Linked DNA regions of Homo sapiens: region 1 is linked to region 2. Evidence: chromatin contacts called from ENCODE Hi-C or POLR2A ChIA-PET data. All regions are on one chromosome and are shown on one strand. Each heading gives the region's core, a stretch centred on a gene start or an enhancer-like site at or near the end of the contact. The rest is flanking DNA. Distances are from core to core; before and after follow the strand shown. Region 1 holds the start of CDK5RAP1 (CDK5RAP1 mitochondrial tRNA methylthiotransferase). Region 2 has its middle 20 kb from the start of BPIFB1.

Region 1 (5,005 bases), core at 1,401-3,900, 140 kb after region 2:
TAAGCCATAATCGCACCACTGCACTCCAGCCTGGGTGACAGAGTAAGACCCTATCTCAAAAAAATAAAAATAAAAATAAATGAGGCTGAACCTATACATGACAAAGGCAAGGAAGCAATATGCTCCATGCTACCTACATTATACTACTGTTGAATCTGTGGGGAAAGAGGGTGGGAATATTGAGGTACCTATTTGCAGGTACATACAATATCTCTAGAATGCATAAGAAACAATAGTTGCCTCCCAGGAAGACTTAGGTGACTAAGGTATAGGAGATGAAGCCATACTATTTACTTTTTTTTTTTTTAATTTTCTGACTAAGGAAGAATTCTAGGATCACCATATATTTTTACTGGACCCCACATCTATGGCCTACTACACTCCAGCCATGCCACACTTCTTTGTATTAATCTTCACTAGCTTATAGGATTTTACACATGCTGTTCTCTGGCTGGTATTTATCTTCTCTCTAGTGGCCTATGGTACTTTCAGCTTTCTTCCTCTGGGAAGCCTGCTCTGGCCATCACCCCCGAAGTCTAGGTGGGGTCCTCCTCTGGGTTCCCAAAGCTCTATTCTATCTCTCCATCACAAGACTCATCACACTTTGCTGTTAATTATTACTGACACTTCTGCCAGCCCTAGTAAACTGGCAGGTTCCTGCAAGCAGGGAACAAGTATCATTCATTTCTACACCTTCACCATCTCCCATTGTGGTAGCTGCCTCACGGCAGGTGCTAAACATCAGTGGTTCCCAACCTTTTTGGTACTAGGAATTGGTTTCATGGAAGACAATTTTTCCACAGACATGGAAGCAGGGGTGTGTTGAAACTGTTCCACCTCAGGCATTTAGATTCTTACAAGGAGCATGCAATCTTGAGCCAGTGCGGTGGCTGACATCTATAATCCCAGCACTTTGGGAGGCCGAGGCAGGCGGATTGTTTGAGCTCAGGAGTTCGAGACCAGCCTGGGCAACATGGCAAGACCATGTTTATTTGTTGTCTCTACAACAAATTAAAAAATAAAAAATTAGCCAGCCATTGTGGTATGTGCCTGTAATCCCAGCAACTTGGGAAGCTGAGGTAGGAGGATCACTTGAGCCAGGGAGGCAGAGATTGCAGTGAGCTGAGATTGCGCCACCACACTCCAGCCTGGGCAACAGAGAGAGAGAGAACTTGTCTCAAAAAAAAGGAAATGGAATGCACAAACTAGATGCCTTGCATATACGCAGTTCACAATAGGGTTTGTGTTCCTGAGAAACTAATTCCGTGGCCAATCTGACGGGAGGCAGAGCTCAGGCAGTAATGCCAGCTTTGCTGCTCACCTCCTGCTGTGCAACCCGGTTCCTCACAGGCCACAGACAGGTACCATTCTACCACCTAGGGTTAGGGGAACCCTGCTATACACGTGTAAAGAGCAGATGTGGCCCATTACCTTTCCAATGAGATGACCTGCCACATCTGCTACTAGCACTTAGGAGCAATGCCAACCCAGTTTCAAGAGTCAGAGAAGAACAGCCTTAAAGTGTGAACTTTAAAATCGCCCCTTTCTACTCCATAATTGCTGTGTGACCTTTGGCAAGACAAATTTCTGTCTCTGAGCCGCCAATTCCACATGTGTAAAATAAGGATAAAAGCAGCACCTACCACCCCATAAGTGTTATTAAGAATAAGATATTAAAAACCCAACTTGAGATACAGTAAGCGTTCACTAACTGCACATTTACAGCCCACACCCCCTTTCACAGAGAGTATTAGAGCATCCTGGTTAAGAGTATGAACTCCACTAAAAATACAAAACTTAGCCGGGTGTGGTGGTATGCGCCTGTAATCCTAGCTACCCAGGAGGCTGAGGCAGGAGAATCGCTGGAACTCGCGGGGCAGGGGCTACAGTGAGCCGAGATCGCGTCACTGCACTCCAGCCTGGGCGACAGAGCAAGACTCCCGTCTCAAGAAAAAAAAAGTATGGACCCTGGAGTCAGAATCTGACCCCACTGCTGCCAAGCCAGCTAAACCTTAGGCACCTGTCTTAAACTCTGGGAGCCTCTAGATGGGGATAATAGCACCTATCTCCATAAGCCTACCGTAGGATCAAATGCAATAATACAAGCAAAATGCTTTGCATAACGCAATGTAGAAGCCTCTCTGGAGGCTCGAAATTAATTCTGACAGTCGGCAATGAGGCTGGAACAACAGCGTACAACATCCCAAACATTTTATTGGCTGGTTACAATGCGTTAGGCATGGTGCAAAGCATTTTCCGCGAATTATTACCTATAACCCTCATAGCAACCCTGTGAGGCAGGCTGTACTGTCAACCCCACTTCACGGGTGGCGAAGCGAAGCCTTGAAAGAAGTGGAGGTGACCTGTCCAAGGTCACACGGGGTTAGGCGGCGGGGTTAGGGTACGAACCCCTACAGCCTGACGCCAGGCCCCACGCCATAACCACCGTGCCATCCTCCCTCTTGAACACCGTGCGCTTCCCGGGATCCGCGGCCCCTCCTGCCCCAGGCGCCAGTCAAAAGCGGGTGCGCAGCCCACCCCGGCGGCCGCGCTGCTCACCTCCCGCAGCAGCAACAGTGCCCGGGGTCCCGCAGCGTAAGTTCTGCCGGCAAGTCGGATCCCCTCACAGGTCCGCCGCTGCGTTCATACACAAGCGACTTCCGTTCCGCCGCTACTTCAGGCCGGGTCATGCTAACGGAAGTGCTTCCTTTTTACAGTCCGGGTGGACCCAAAGCTCCGTGGCGGTGCTGAACTTTAGGGCAGCCACTAGCCACGGACTTAAGCGGCAATTGAGCTCCTCAAAGTGGGTGAGTGCAAATCAAATGTGCGCTAAATGTCAGATACACTGGATGTGGAAGAAGAAATGTCAAATAGTGTCAAATAGTTCATATATATAATGTTTATATTGATTATGTGCTGCAATAATTGTTGGGATATATTGGATTAAATAAGTACATTTGTTGAATTAGTTTTTTTTATTTGTAGCTATGGTGGTAGAAATATTTGAATTAAGTTCACCTGTTGTTTCTTTTTACTTTTTCAATGTGGCTAGCAGGGGGAAAAATAATATGGTGTGATCATGGCTCACTGCAGCTTCCGCCTCCCATGCTAAAGCAATCCTCCCACCTCACACTCCCAAGTGGCTGGGACTACAGGCAGGCGCCACCACGCCCAGCTAAAATTTTTTTAATTTTTTTGTAGAGACCGGTCTCCCCATGTTGCCCAGGCTGGTCTCAAACTCCTACCTAGGCGCAAGCCATCCTCCCACCTTGGCCTCCCAAAGTGCTGGGATTGTAGGCATGAGCCACCGTGTCCGGTCCTTACTGGGAAATTTTAAGTCACCTAAGAGGTTCACGCTCTATTTCTATTGGAGGGTGCTGCCCTGTAGGTTAATGACTTCCTGATTCACATCTCCAGCTGGACCCTCCCTGCAGTACCAGAGCCATAGCTCAGCTGCCTACTTGACACCCCTTCTTGAGTGTCTGATGACCATCTCTAACTTATACAGAACTCTTCATTTCCACACATGCACCTTCACCAAAAACCTGTACCTGTCATTCTGGCCCATCTCAGTAAATGGCCCAACCATCCTTCCAGGTGCACTAGGAGGAACTGAATGGTCATTTTCTTCACCTCCCTGGATCCCCACATTCTATCTGTCAGTAAGCCCTGTCAACTCTAACTCCAAAATGTCAAATCTGTCTACTCGGTAGCTACAACTACCCAGGCCACCATTGTCTCATCAGAAACAATCACAGTAGCCTGCTAATGGTCACCTTGTCTCCTGAGAACAGTTTCCCACACATAGCCTAAGGGAATTTGTGTTTGTTTTATTAAATCAAATTATATCACCCCTCTCCTGAAAACTCTCCGTGGCAGGCCGGGCGTGGTGGCTCACATCTGTAATCCCAGCACTTTGGGAGGCCAAGATGGGCAGATTGCTTGAGCCCAGGAGTTCTAGACTAGCCTGAGCAACATGATAAAACCCCATCTCTACAAAAAACACAAAAATTACCCCGGCATGGTGGTGGGTACCTGTGGTCCCAGCTACTCAGAAGGCTGAGGCAGGGAGGATTGCTTGAGCCAGGGAAGTTGAGGCGGCAGTGAACCATGACCTCAACACTGCACTCCAGCCTGGGTACCAGAATGAGACCATGTCTTGAAAAAGAAAAAAACAAAAACAGCCGGGCACGGTGGCTTATGCCTGTAATCCCAGCACTTTGGGAGGCTGAGGTGGGTGGATCATGAGGTCAGGAATTCGAGACCAGCCTGGCCAATATGGTAAAACCCCGTCTCTACTAAAAATAAAAAATAAAAAATAGCTGGGCATGGTGCCGCGTGCCTGTAGTCCCAGCTACTCGGGAGGCTGAGGCAGGACAATTGCTTGAACCCAGGAAGCGGAGATTGCAGTGAGCCAAGATCGAGCCACTGCACTCCAGCCTGGGCGACAGAGCAAGACTCCATCTCAAAAAAAAAAAAAAAAAGAAAAGAAAAGAAAAAAACAAAAACAAAAAGCTTAAGAGCTTTCCATTGCCCGTGCAATAAAATCCAGATTTCCTACTGTATCCTAGGGGCCTGCATGATGTGGCCCCTGCTTTTTTTTTTTGAGACGACGTCTCACTCACTCTGTCGCCCAGGCTGGAGTGCAGTAGTGCAATCTCGGCTCACTGCAACATCCGCCTCCCAGGTTAAAGCGACTCTCCTGCCTCAGCCTCCCGAGTAGCTGGGATTACAGGCGTGCACCACCACGTCAAACTAATTTTTGTATTTTTAGTAGAGCAGGGTTTCACCATGTTGGCCAGATTGGTCTCAAACTCCTGGCCTCAAGTGATCCGCCCACCTCGACCTCCTAAAGTGCTAGGATTAGAGGCGAGCACCACCACGCCCGGCTGATTTTTGTTTTTACTAGAGATGGGTTTTCGCCATGTTGGCCAGGCTGGTCTCAAACTCCTGGCCTCAAGTGATCCTCCCACCTCAGCCTGCCAAAGTGCTGGAATTACAAGCA
Region 2 (4,681 bases), core at 25-2,524:
CCAGGCTAGAGTGCAGTAGCGCAATCTTGGCTCACTGCAAGCTCCACCTCCTGGGTTCACGCCATTCTCCTGCCTCAGCCTCCTGAGTAGCTGGGACTACAGGCACCCGCCACCACACCCAGCTAATTTTTTGTATTTTTAGCAGAGACGGGGTTTCACCGTGTTAGCCAGGATGGTCTCGATCTCCTGACCTCGTGATCTGCCCGCCTCGGCTTCCCAAAGTTCTGATTCCCACAGCCCTCTTGAGTATGAACAGCAGTGCAACCGCAGAACTCACTGCACAACATCCTCCTCTTTGGGGCTCAGTCTTCCAAGGTAAGAAATGGGAAGCTTTTAGCTGTTGAGTCTTTGCTTCAGATGAAACTCTGTCCCCAGGAAGATCACCACTTGACGTATGCTAAAGCTAAACGTAGCTCCCTTAGTTTCTCCCTTGTATTAGTTATCTATCACTAATACATAACAAAGTATCCCAAAACTTCATGGCTTAAAATAACATGTATTATCTCATAGGTATTACCCTCATGTTTCTGTGGGTCAGGAATATAGAAACTGCTTAGCTGGGTGGCTCTGGCTCTTGCGAGGCTGGAGTCAGGATGTTTGCCACGATCATCCAAAGGCTTGACTAGAGCCCCAGAGAATACAAGAGGGTTCATACACATGGCTGTGGCTGGAGAATTCTCAGTTCCTGGCCACCAGAATATCCGCACTGGGCTGCTTGAGTGTCCTCACAACATGGCAGCTGGCTTCCCCAAAACACGTGATCCAAGAGAGCAAGAGAGAGAAAGAAGAAAGCTGCAGTACCTCTTTTTGACCTCACCTCAGAAGTCACACACCATCACTTTGGGCCATAACCTATTCACTAGAAGTGAGTAAATCCACCCCACATGCAAGGAAAGGAGAATGAGGCTCTCCCTCTTAAGAGGGAGCATCAAAGGATTGTGGATATATTATAAACAACTATACTCCCTTCCATTCCGGAAGTTACCCTGGGCATTTCCTTCAATGGCCAAAGTCCCAGGAGCAGGCTTTCTTAAATAAATGAGTCTTTCCTCCTTAGGTAAATTCTTCAATCTCTCTTGAAAGTGCAAATGGCTATAGTCCGGTGTTTTTGTTTTCTATTCTTGTTTTGATTATTCATTTAATGGTAATTTTTCCTTCCTGCTTCATTCAGACCAGATAAAAACAGAAATACTCTAGTGGAAGTGGGGGTGAGGGGCACAGTTTCAACATCTCTGCCATCTGTCGTGTCTCCTCCAGTGTTGGCAGGCATGCGATGACTTTAGATGGTTCCGAGATACAGCATGAAACAACCTTGAGTCACTAAGGGGAAATGTTTCTGTTCCTTTTGTAATTTTTCTTTCCTTATTCTGATTGCAACAAGGAAAGAGTGTCAGTTGGGAGCTAGCCTGTCTTGAATGCTCTGGGTGATGCTGCCGCAATCTCTTTTTTATGAAAGAGAAAGGAGAAGAGGGAGAGAGAGAGAGAGAGAGAGAGAGAGAGAGAGAGAGAGTGAGAGAGCTGGACTCCAGTTCTTCTCACCACATTATCCAGGAAAACTTAATAACGTTTTTCTCTTCCGTTTGCATCTACTTAGCAGTTACCCTGTATTTCAGGAAGTTGATGGTGAAACTTAAAATATGTAAAAGTTCCTGTTATATTATAATAGATTTCTTTAAAAATAGGAAGACACCCAAAAGGAAAATATTAAGTAAATAAAAGTAATGGTTGCCTGTATATGGCACAAGTCGCAGAGGTGATATGTGAATGACTGGAATTCGGGGAGCTTAGGGACCATGCCTCCAATGCCTGACCAGCCTGGCTACTGGATTTCCTGAAGCCAAGCTCTCCAGGCCCCTAACCTTGCACCAGCGCTCACACTGTATGTCCTGTGGCCACTAGAGGAAGCTGTTGCACATATATGTACTTCCCAGCTACCACCCTGGGAATGAACACTAACATCTATGTAGCAGTAACTCCTTTAAGGATTGCATCTAATCTTCCCAGAGACGGGGTCTCTAAGGCCCAAAGTCACAGAGCTTGTGAGCAGCTGATCCAGAATCCAAATCCCAGCAGTCAGACTCTGGAGCTCAGGCTATTTGTCATAGGTTGAAAACTCATGAGCTCCAGCCAAATCCGATGCATTGTTATTTTTTTAGATTTTGCTTTGAATGCTTGATTGTTCTCCAGCTGGATGCTAAATACAAATGCATTCATCATATCCCCCAACTAGCATACCAAGTTGTCTTACATTATTAACTGTTTAGCTCCTAAAGCAGATTTTCAGATTTACCAGTAAAAATACAGGATACCCAGTGAAATTTACATTTCAAATCAACGACAAATAATTTCTAGTGTAAGTATGTCCCAAATATTTCATGGGACATACTTACACTAAAAAAATTTTCATCATATATCTGAAATTTAAATATAACTGGGCTTTCTATATTTTACCTGTCAACCTTACTGATATGGTTTGGCTGTGTCCCTATCCAAATCTCATCTCTGTAGTTCCCATAATCCCCACAGATCATGGGAGGCACCAGGTGGAGATAATTGAATCATGGGGGCAGTTTTCCCCATCCTGTTCTTGTGATAGCAAGTTAGTTCTCATGAGAGCTGATGGTTTTCTAAGGGGCTTCCCCCTTCACTGGGCACTCATTCTCTCTCCTGCCACCTTGTGAAGAGGTGCCTTCTGCCATGATTGTAAGTTTTCTGAGGCCTCCCCAGCTGTGCAGAACCATGAGTCAATTAAACCTCTTTCTTTATAAATTACCCAGTCTTGGGTGTTTCTTCATAGCAACGTGAGAACTTACGCTTACTCTAAAAGCATCTTTGCATTTGAAACTCCTGCTCTGTCCCTCATTCCCCCACAGAGGGGAATATTTATAGAGAATCTACTATGTGCTGGTTTTGAGTGGGACGCAGAGAAACAAAAGGCTCTGCAGCAGGCTGCAAACAGCCCTGATGCTTCAGCTATGTGGTGGTCAGGCAGACCCCCCACCGCCCCGCCATGGTACTGAAACTCTCTGGGATCTATAAAGATGCCATGTGGACTTTCTGGCGAGCCCCAGTGAGGGAGTCACAGACTGCTAGATTTCTGGAGCAAAGCCATGCTGCCTTCAGCAGGGAACTGTATACCATGAGTAAAACAGCTTCTGACATGCTACAGGGCCCTGGTCAGGAAGGGGCGCCTGATCACAGGGCATCAGTAACCATGAGGCCAGAACTGCCCATCAGGAACTGGTCACTGTCATCCACCAAGTCATCAGGTCAGCAGGACCAACAGCAATTCTTCATCAGGCAGAAGTGGTGTCTGATCTAGTGGGGGCTCAAAAAGGTCCAGGGGGCAAAAGTAAGCTACCCAGACCTTCGCATCACCTACTAGTGTTGCACCCAGCTTCTCCCTGGGTGCACACCCATGGCCCCATAGATGTTCCCGAGGATCAGCTGATGGAGAAGGAAAAATTCTAAACTTGATTCATGAGTAGGTCAGCTCAGTATGTTAGAGGAAGCCAAAAATCGACGATGTTTCACACCCTCAGGAGTGACCCTGAAAGACAGCAACCCGAGGAAATCCCCCCAGGAGTAAAGCTTCAGGCTGTGCACTTGCTCATCCACTTTGACAAAAAAACAACTGGAGGTAAGATTTATAGGCCAGGTGCAGTGACTCATACCTATAATCCCAGCACTTTGGGAGGCCAAGGTGGGAGATCACTTGAGCCCAGGGGTTTGAGACCAACCTGGGCAACATGACAAAACCCTCTCTCTACAAAATATGAAAAATGAGCCAGGCGAGGTGGTGTATGCCTGTAGTCCCAGCTACTCGGGAGGCTGAGGTGGGAGAATCACTTGAGCCTGGGAAGTGGAAGCTGTAGTGGGTCATGATTATGCACTAGACTTCAGCCTGGGTGACAGAGAGATGCTGTCTCAAAAAAAAAATTTACAGACACTTGGGCTGGGGAAAATGGTTTAATTGTTTAGTCAGGGACCTGGAAGAAACAAGATTGGAAGACTGGGGACACCAAGGCTGATCTAGTAACTGCCAGTGAGTGTGTGACCTGTCAACCACAGACAAACACTGACCTCCTGCTATGGTACCATCCATTCAAGAGCTCAACCAGCCAGTTTGTGGCAAGTTGACTACAACAGACCCCTTCAGTCCTGGAAAAGGCATTGATTCACCCTGACTAGGACTGGCATATATTTTCAGAATGGGTTTGCCTTTCCCACCTGCTAAGCCTAAACTGCCATCACTAAACAAAGGCTGGCAGAATGTCTGATTCACTGACACCAGGTCCCACACATCATCACCTTGGACCAATGGAGCCATTTCAGCAAAGGCATTGTGAAGTGGGCACATGGTTGTGAGATCCACTGGTTTTACTATGTATCACACCATCCAGAAGCTGCCAGCCTGGTAGAATGATGGGAAGGCTCTTGAAGAGGCACAATCTTGTGGGCGATACACTGCAAGGATGCAGTATGGTACTGTCTACTGCTGTGTAACAAATTATCCCAAACTCAGGACTCTAAAATAATAAACATGTGTTATTTAATGGTTTTTTTGAATCAGGAATTTGGGAGCTGCTGGACTGGGCATTCTGGCTCTGAGTCTGTTATGAGGTTGCAGTTGAGTTGTTGGCTGGCGCTGCAGTTTCATCTGAAGGCTCGACTGAGTGAA

What was found. A loop is a pair of places that touch in the nucleus more often than their neighbours do. ChIA-PET counts read pairs that join two places held with the same protein, here RNA polymerase II (POLR2A). Pooled maps may share reads with other maps.
Region 1: a loop to region 2 is called in a pooled map, with 4 times the contacts of the local background. The contact joins the promoter of CDK5RAP1 here to the enhancer-like site in region 2. A Hi-C loop is called at or near these places in 1 of 50 pooled maps. POLR2A ChIA-PET finds 5 or more read pairs at or near these places in 3 of 52 experiments (activated T-cell, activated naive CD8-positive, alpha-beta T cell and naive thymus-derived CD8-positive, alpha-beta T cell).

What each region holds. Positions count from the first base shown.
Region 1 is chr20:33,398,869-33,403,873 of GRCh38, forward strand. It overlaps CDK5RAP1 (CDK5RAP1 mitochondrial tRNA methylthiotransferase), which reads right to left and starts at 2,651. Exons shown (of 14, transcript NM_016408.4): 1 at 2,560-2,651. LOC124904889 (a long non-coding RNA gene) reads left to right here and starts at 2,714. Exons shown (of 2, transcript XR_007067567.1): 1 at 2,714-2,807. RefSeq lists enhancers at 2,362-2,451, 2,592-2,791.
Region 2 is chr20:33,260,912-33,265,592 of GRCh38, forward strand. No RefSeq gene overlaps it. Among named protein-coding and RNA genes, the nearest start is that of BPIFB1, 20 kb to the right of the region's middle. Within about 2 kb of position 1,275, at least 3 of the 41 ENCODE cell types and tissues checked have a DNase peak (open chromatin) inside an H3K27ac peak, as active enhancers do.